2 separate regions of the Homo sapiens genome follow, and region 2 is linked to region 1. Evidence: chromatin loops called from intact Hi-C (ENCODE). Cell type or tissue: ovary. All regions are shown on one strand. Each heading gives the region's core, and the rest is flanking DNA. Links, peaks and the distances in the headings are about the cores only.

Evidence for each region. Peaks named below come from ENCODE experiments on the same cell type or tissue, not always from the same donor. Only the 100,000 strongest peaks of a DNase experiment are listed, where the experiment ranks them.
Region 2: a loop joins it to region 1, with 6 times the contacts of the local background. A loop is called at or near these places in 6 of 110 quality-filtered maps.

Annotation. Positions count from the first base shown.
Region 1 is chr9:87,477,296-87,481,689 of GRCh38, reverse strand. No RefSeq gene overlaps it. Among named protein-coding and RNA genes, the nearest start is that of DAPK1, 18 kb to the left of the region's middle. In ovary, for the core only: no CTCF peak of the experiment used is centred there; DNase peaks (open chromatin) are centred at 1,794 and 3,255.
Region 2 is chr9:87,423,407-87,427,800 of GRCh38, reverse strand. It overlaps the pseudogene LOC112268032. Among named protein-coding and RNA genes, the nearest start is that of DAPK1, 72 kb to the left of the region's middle. In ovary, for the core only: no CTCF peak of the experiment used is centred there; no DNase peak of the experiment used is centred there.

The sequences.
Region 1 (4,394 bases), core at 277-4,276:
TCCCACCTCAGCTGCCCGAGTAGTTGGGATCACAGGTGCATACCACTATGCCTGGCTAATTAAAAAAAATTTTTTTTGTAGAGACAGGGTCTTGCTATGTTGCTCAAGCTGATCTTGAACTCGTGGCTTCAAGCAATCCTCTCACCTTGGCCTCCCAAAGTGCTGGGACTACAGGCATGAGCCACCACACAGGGCCAAGCTTTCTTTTAAAGAAAAGATTTGTAGAATTTTCTTCAAAGTGATATAGAGAGTGCTCTTGGAATTCTTGAAAGAGAGTACATATTGATGTGTGTGATAGAACATAACATCTTGTATTTAATTTATGGTATGTGTATCCTCTTAAAATCTTCCAAGTGTGGCTGAATGAGTTGTAGGAGAAATGGCAGAATTAACATCCTCTCAATGGCTGCTATGATAGTTTTGTTTAAAATAATTGTTTACAATTTTGTGTTGAAGGGCAATGTCTAATGCAATGACATGCAAGAAACAGTTTTTTAAAAACCACTTTATTGAGGTCTGGTTGACATAAAAAGCTGTACATGGGTAATATGTACATCTCAATAAGTTTGGGGATAAGCATACATCTCTGAAACCATTACCACACATGAAGGCCAAAAATAGAGGATGAGGCTGGGTGTGGTGGCTCACGCCTGTAATCCTAGCACTTTGGTAGGCTGATGTGGGCGGATCACGAGGTCAGGAGATCAAGACCATCCTGGCTAAGACGGTGAAACCCCGTCTCCACTAAAAATACAAAAAAATTAGCCGGGCGTGGTGGTGGGTGCCTGTAGTCCCAGCTACTTGGGAGGCTGAGGCAGGAAAATGGCCTGAACCCGGGAGGCGGAGCTTGCAGTGAGCCGAGATCGCGCCACTGCACTCCAACCTGGGCGACAAAGCAAGACTCCATCTCAAAAAAAAAAAAAAAAAAAAAAAAAGAGCATGATGCATTTTTTTTATAAGCTTTCATCGTCTTATTTAACACAGGATGTGTTTATCCTGGAGCAAGGCCATTAATTAAGTACCTGAAAATAGACAGCAAGATGCCGCTTTGCAAGGACATTATTCAATGGTTATAAACACGCAAATACCCTAATAAAGCATTTGTTAATTGGCACTGAAGGGTTATGCTTTGCCTATTATAAATAGGATGTGACCTCAAAGAGGTCATGTGAGGATCTAGCAATGGAAGTTTTCAATTGGTCCCTTTGCCTTTATGTATATAATTTCCCATTGTCCTGCCTTCCCCTGGAGGTGTCCAAACCAGTATTTACAGGGATGGGGATGTGATCCACCACTTAATTTTAATGGACAAACATATATGAGTTACATTTATGCTTTGGTCCCACGATAAGAAGATATGATTACCTAGGCGGACATTAAGTTTCTTTTCTAACATCACCTCTTGCAGTCTCATGTTTTATTAACAGTTATGACTGCTGAGGTCTTAACTTTCCCTGTTTCATGTTTTCTTCAACAAGACTCCTGTTTAATCCGGCAGGCAGAACATGAGGGGAGACTTCCTTGGAGCTGTCTCCAAAGGTTGTCCCGAGTGACAGAATGCTGTATTTGGTTTGGTTAAAAATTAAATGCCATGTCATTGTCAAAGTGGCAACATGACCTCACCACCTTCACAATGTGGGTGAATCTCTAAAAACTGGTGGTCCCTTAACATTGGTGAACAAGAGAAGTGAAAGGGGAAGTGAAGAAAGTACTACTGGAGTCGTCTTCCTGGGCTAAGAATGGTCACGTGGCCAAGGAAACTTGCAGTGGCCCAGCCACCACAGAAACCACACACTCCTGGGTGCTCTCCTGCCTGGTGTTACTCATGGCTCCAGAGTCCTGGGGGAGAGGGGAGAGAGAGAGATGCACTCTGATATCAGCTATGCTGTAAGAATCTCAGCCCGGAGCGGTGGCTCATGCCTATAATCCCAGGACTTTAGGAGGCCGAGGTGGGTGGATTACTTGAGGTCAGGAGTTTGAGACCAGCCTGGCCAATAGGGTGAAACCCCGTCTCCACTAAAAATACAAAACCGGCTGGGCGCAGTGGCTCACGCCTGTAATCCCAGCACTTTGGGAGGCCGAAGCGGGTGGATCATGAGGTCAGGAGATCGAGACCATCCTGGCTAACACGGTGAAACCCCGTCTCTACTAAAAATACAAAAAATTAGCCAGGCGTGGTGGCGGGCACCTGTAGTCCCAGCTACTCGGGAGGCTGAGGCAGGAGAATGGCGTGAACCCGGGAGGCAGAGCTTGCAGTGAGCCGAGATCCTGCCACTGCATGCCAGCCTGGGCAACAGAGCGAGACTCTATCTCAAAAAAAAAAAAAAAAAAATACAAAACCTAGCTGAGCATGGTGGTACACCCCTGTAATCCCAGCTACTCGGGAGGCTGAGGCAGGAGAATCACTTGAACCCAGGAGGCGGAGGTTGCAGTGAGCCAAGATCATGCCACTGCACTCCAGCCTGGGCAAAAAGCGAGACTCCATCTCAAAAAAATTAAAAAAGAAAAAAGAATCTATCATATTCATCTACAGATAACATTTTTATATATAAACATTCTAGGGGCAGAACTAACAAAATAGAATCATATCTATGCAAAGGCTTTTGTAAAATGTAAGGTATCCCGCATTTGCAAACTGCAGCTAATTACTTACCTTTACTCCTGCCGTCTCCTGTCTTCTCCATCTCCTTAAAGCTGGTAAAACTAGGATACTCCCCCTTCACCTCCTCTCTCACACCCCCACTCCAGCACCAGGCTGGGCTGCACTCCCTGAACTGTGAGTCTGTGACCCGGGCGGTCCTGCTGGGCTTCCAGGGGCTTCCCTGAGCTTCCTGGTTATCAAACTGACCTAGGAGAGGGTGCAGCAGAGCACGGGCCACACGCGACCCCTCTAGCACCCAAAGCCCCCAGGTTGGCTCCTGCTCTGTGTGGGCTGGCCCTTTGACAGCCTCGCCTTCAGTCTTATTTGCATTCTGTTGTGAAGCAAAGATTCATCTTCCAGGCCCTGTTCTCCCCATTGCCCCTGAAATGGGGGTCTTGCCCTGAGCCCTATCTTGGGATGGCAGCTCTGATACTCTTGCCTAGTTTTTCAAAGCCCTGCTCCCAGGAGAGGGAGATGTTTATTTTCCTGGGATGGTGCTGTGGTGTGGCCCCTAACCCAGGTCCCCTTCAGGGATTGCAGGCTTCACTTCCTCAGCTAGCTGTGGGAAGTGCTCTTGGGACAACACCCTTAGCTGTCAGCCCACTGTGGGACTTGCCCCAGCTGAAGAGAGCCTTCTGGCCCAAGGCCAGGTCCCCTAGCTGGAGCAGGCTGCATCCACTGGAGGTGGTCTCCTGAATTTGACACAACTCTGAATGGGTTATCGCAGCTCTAAAGCTCCTGGAGGGGTTGTCTGTAGCCTTCATCATGGCTGCTCCACTTTGCCCTCTGCCAATCCTATCTCCTGTCCTTCCCTTCCTCAAGTATTAATCCCAAGGGCACTCACTAATTAACCTCTTGCACACCAGTCTCCCCCAGACCTTGACCTCCAGATCTTCTGAAATGACAACCTCTGCTTACCTGTGTTCACATCTTCAGAGCCACCTGGATTCCTACCTGGATTGCCCACCTGGTTGGCCACCCACTTTTCAAGTAATTCTTGAAATTAGACCGAGTTCTATTACTTTAAATATGTAGAAGAAGATAAGCGTACTGAGGTTTTATGTACAAGCTGAAGGAAGCTTTCCCCCTGCATGAAAAGCAGAAATGACAATATTTTCTAGGCCTAACAGATCTTGATGCTGTATTATAGCTATTTTTTCTCTTTTGTTGCTTTGCAACAATTTTTTTCCAAATATACTTAGAATCCACTGACTTTTCTGGACAGATAAGGAGACCCTCTCTGTCAACTTTAAACTGTTTCTGCTTAGCCTGGCTGCTCTGGTTAATAAACATACTCTGAGTTCAGGACAGGCAAGGTAAAATGCCATGTGCAAAGGCAGAACAAAACAGCAAAACAGCAGAACTGCACTGACCAACATATACAATTATTTGTCAGCTAAAAGTATAATAATTTTTTTTGAGTCGGAGTCTTGCTCCGTTGCCCAGGCTGGAGTGCAGTGGCACAGTCTTGGCTCACTGCAACCTCTGCCTCCTGGGTTCAAGCAATTCTCGTGCCTCAGCCTTCCGAGTAACTAGGATTACGGGTGCCTGCCACATGCCCAGCTAATTTCTCTATTTTTAGTAGAGATGGGGTTTCACAGCGTTGGCCAAGCTGGTCTCAAACTCCTGACCTCAGGTGATCTCCCTGCCTCGGCCTCCCAAAGTGCTGGAATTATAGGCGTGAGCCACCATGCCCAGCTAAAATAATTTTTTGAAAAAAACTGCACCAACTGTCATTTTATCTTTTCTGTAA
Region 2 (4,394 bases), core at 318-4,317, 54 kb after region 1:
GGAATACAGTCTCAAGAATTCAGACTTAAAATCCTTTGGAGTGGGAAGAAAAAACCACAGTCTATGTGATGGAACGGGCTGGTGGTCCTTACATTACCTGGGTTAGACTTTACATTACCACCTAGCTTTGTGAATTTACACAAGTCACTTAACTTTTTTGAGTATCAGTATTCTAAGCAGAAAATGAATGAACGAAATATTTACTAAGATCCCTTCCAGCTCTATGATTCTGTGACTCAATTACTTACTTTCACTTCTAGAACCTCATTTATCCCTCCGAGCAGTTAACTCACATTTCTACTATAGTGTCTAAAAATTAATGATATCCACAAGATTAAACATTTCTAGGGTCTGATTCCACCCCCGCCCTGCCCCTGCCCCAAGCATTTCAGCAGGATTTTTATTATATATATATATAATATATATTTATATTATATAAATATGTATATATATTTTTTTGCTGAGATTTATTTTCTCTTCTGAGCTCAGAATTCACTATTGGAGCGTGTCATGAATCATGCCTTAACTCTCTTCTGCTTGGTCTTACCAATGAAAAATGGAAGATGTATACTGGCAGAGAAAGAATTTAAAGCTGGGCGCGGTGGCTCACGCCTGTAATCCCAGCACTTTGGGAGGCTGAGGCGGGCGGATCACGAAGTCAGGAGATCGAGACCATCCTGGCTAACATGGTGAAATCCCGTCTCTACTAAAAATACAAAAAATTAGCCAGGCGTGGTGGTGGGTGCCCGTGTTCCCAGCTACTCGAGATGCTGAGGCAGAAGAATGGCGTGAACCCGGGAGGTGGAGCTTGCAGTGAGCCGAGATCGCGCCACTGCACTCCAGCCTGGGCGACAGAGCAAGACTCTGTCTCAAAAAAAAAGTAAAAAGAATTTAATAAGCTTTGGAGTCAGAGAAACTTAGGTTCGAACTCCAGCTGAAGCACTTACCTTGCATGACTTCAGGCAATTATTCAAAACACCTTCTTCTTTAAGTAGAGATAAAATTTCTGAATTTCTTTTTTTTTTTTTTTTTTTTTTTTGAGTCAGGGCCTCTCTCACTGCCCAGGTTGGAGGGCAGTGGCTCAATCGTGGCTCACTGCAGCCTCAACATCCCCCCAGCTCAGGTGATCCTCCCACCTCGGCCCCCTGAGTAGCAGGGACCATATGTATGTGTCACCACACCCAGTTAATTTTTGTATTTTCTTGTAGAGACGGGGTTTCATCATATTGCCCAGGCTGGTCTCAAGCTCCTGGGCTCAGGTGATATGCCGATCTCAGTCTCCCAATGTGCTAGGATTACAGACGTGTCTGGCCAAATTCTTGAATTTTATGTAGAATTCTTAAGAAGATTAAATGGTCTTCACACCTTCAAAGCATTTAACGGCTCACTTATTCAAAACTCATCTCTCCACTCAATTTTTTGAGATTTCCCCAACCTCGTGATGATCCATCTTGCATATGAGTTTCAGTTTCTCTACCTCTTTAAATATTTTTTTATCCTACCTAAACTATTGATCACCATGGCCATAACATGAACAATTCATCATCTTAAATGCGTAATTACTAAAAATCAACTTCAGTATCCCAATATCTGACCACCACCTCCCATCCTCTACATCTCTAATGCCAGTGTCTTCACTCCAAAAATTCTTCAGTCTCAACAAGGCCTCTAATCCTTTGATCCTAGTGTATTTTCACAATCAGGCACTTTATTGCATTTTCATTTCCCTTACTAAGGTTAGAGTAGATGGTCCCTCATACTAATCACCTCTTGCACATTCCATGAATTTTGTAGGCCCTTTCTTCAATGGCTTACTCCTCTAGCAAACATGCAATCTTGATTAAATCCCATTCTCTGCCTCTTCTGTTCCTTCACTTGGGCAGATAATTATTGCTGGACAATAGCACACAATTGTGTTGACTGGTTCTTTTAAATTATTATTATTATTTTTTTGAGATGGAGTCTTACTCTGTTGCCCAGGCTGGAGTGCAGTGGTGCAATCTTGGCTCACTGCAACCTCTGCCTCCCGGGTTCAAGTGATTCTCCTGCCTCGGCCTCCCGAGTAGCTGGGATTACAGGTGCATGCCACCATACCCAGCTGATTTTTGTATTTTTAGTAGAGATGGGGTTTCAGCATATTGGCCAGGCTGTTCTTGAACTCCTGACCTCATGATCCACCCACCTCAGCCTCCCAAAGTGCTGGGATTACAGGCATGAGCCACTGCACCCGGCCAACCAGTTCTTGCTTTAGTTTCATGATCATGAATCTCAACTGTACGTTCAATGCCACCCAGGAACCTTATTGTTGGAACAAATAAGTTCCTCTTCAAAACTCAACTCTATGGTCATAAGTGATGTGGTCATAAATCCACCCTTCCTGTCTCCCTCCTTCCCCCTTTCATCACCCTGGCCTTCAAAGTTCTCATTTCACTACCTTATTTGGAAACAGTTTCAAACTTCCTTCTTTCTTGTTTTGTAAGTCAACCCTACCCCTTCCTCTCCCTCCCCTCCTTCCTTTGCAAATCTCATGTTTACCCCATTTGGAAAAGTTTAAGACTTAGCAAATTGGGTTAGCTTAGATTGTGCAGTCTGACTCCAGCCAATGGGGAAAAGACAGAAGCAGGAGCTGCCTTAGGAATAAAAACCTCTTCTCTCCTTTGTGTGATGTGCTCTTGCAATCACTTTGGACACAGGCAGCACCCTTTTGCAGAAGTAAATTGCCTTGATGAGAAATTTATGATCTAAGTGCAGGTTCTTCTTTGCGGCACCTAGCACCAATTTTCAACACTTGTTTTATTTATTTATGTATTTATTTTGAGTCAGAGTCTTGCTCTGTCACCAGGCTGGAGTGCAATGGCGTTATCTCAGCTCACTGCAACCTCTGCCTCCCAGGTTCAAGCAATTCTTCTGCCTCAACCTCCTGAGTAGCTGGGACTACAGGCGTGTGCTACCACGCCTGGCTAATTTTTGTATTTTTAGTAGAGACAGAGTTTCACCATGTTGGCCAGGATGGTCTTGATCTCTTGACTTCGTGATCTGCCCACCTTGGCCTCCCAAAGTGCTGGGATTACAGGTGTGAACCACCATGCCCAGCCACCCAGTAACCTTATTAAGCATCCCTAGTATATTAGTTTTTCCACTGTCTTGTTTGACCACTTCACACCTTCACTCCTGTCAGATCTTTCACATTTGTCTCCATGTGCCTGATATTCAACAAGAGGACATAGAAAGCCTTAAGCATGTACACACTCCCTTGTCTGGCACTGCCTCTGCCTCCACACACTCCCGTTGATTATAAAGAAGGAAGGCCAACACCTCCACTTTGCTCTTGGGCTTCATTTCCTCTTATCAGCTCAGGAGGTTTTCTCCTGCAGTTACTGCTCTTGCCCCCCTAAAACCTATTTTTTTTCAAGTTTCAGTTATTTATTTATTTATTTATTTTGAGATGGAGTCTTGCTCTGTTGCCCAGCCTGGAGTGCAGTGGTGCACCCAGCCTGGAGTGTAGTGGCGTCAACTCGGTTCACTGCAATCTCTGCCTCCTGGGTTCAAGTGATTCTCCTGTCTCAGACTCCTGAGTAGCTGAGATTACAGGTGCATGCCCCCACACCCAGCTAATTTTTGTATTTTTAGTAGAGGCAGGGTTTCACCATGTGCGTCAGGCTCGTCTCAAACTCCTGACCTCAGGTGATTCACCTGCCCCGGCCTCCCAAAGTGCTAGGATTATTGGTGTAAGCCACCACACCTTGCCAAGTTTCAGTTATTTATTAATCAGTGTAATCTCCAATAGATTACATCAACATGATTTCATGAATTCAGAGGATAAATATTTCCTGGTTAAGTGGAAAATTGTGAGGATGGCTTCTGGAAGACCTTCATTCTAAAGCAGCTTCATAGTGAAACATTTCATTTAGAAATATGGACCTTCTTTCTTCAGTTTGCTGTAATCCACATTCACTGAGTAGAACTTGTATTAATCATTGGGACCCAGCTTGTTCCAGGGCTCTGGGTTATTCTTTCTGTCCCAACTAACATTTGGATTGAACAATGCCAGACGCAAGACATACAGTGCTGCTCCAGTATCTCCAATAAATACAAAGCTCCAATAAATACAAAGAGGGTGATCAAGCTCGGATGCTTCTTGGCCTGACTGATGATCCGGCGGAGCGTGTTTGCGGCAGAGGACTCCGAACGGAAAGGAGAGAATCAGCCTGGCCATCAGGCCCCTGGGCTAAGTAGTATCTGCACTGAGACTGTGCAGATATCCCAAGTGTTAGGACCTATTTTGTGACAAGTATCACACTGACCCTGGGATATGAAGACAAATAAGTCAACATTCCTTCCCCAAAGCCCTAAATTTCCAGTGGTTAAGATCATATTCTCTTAGGGGAATATGC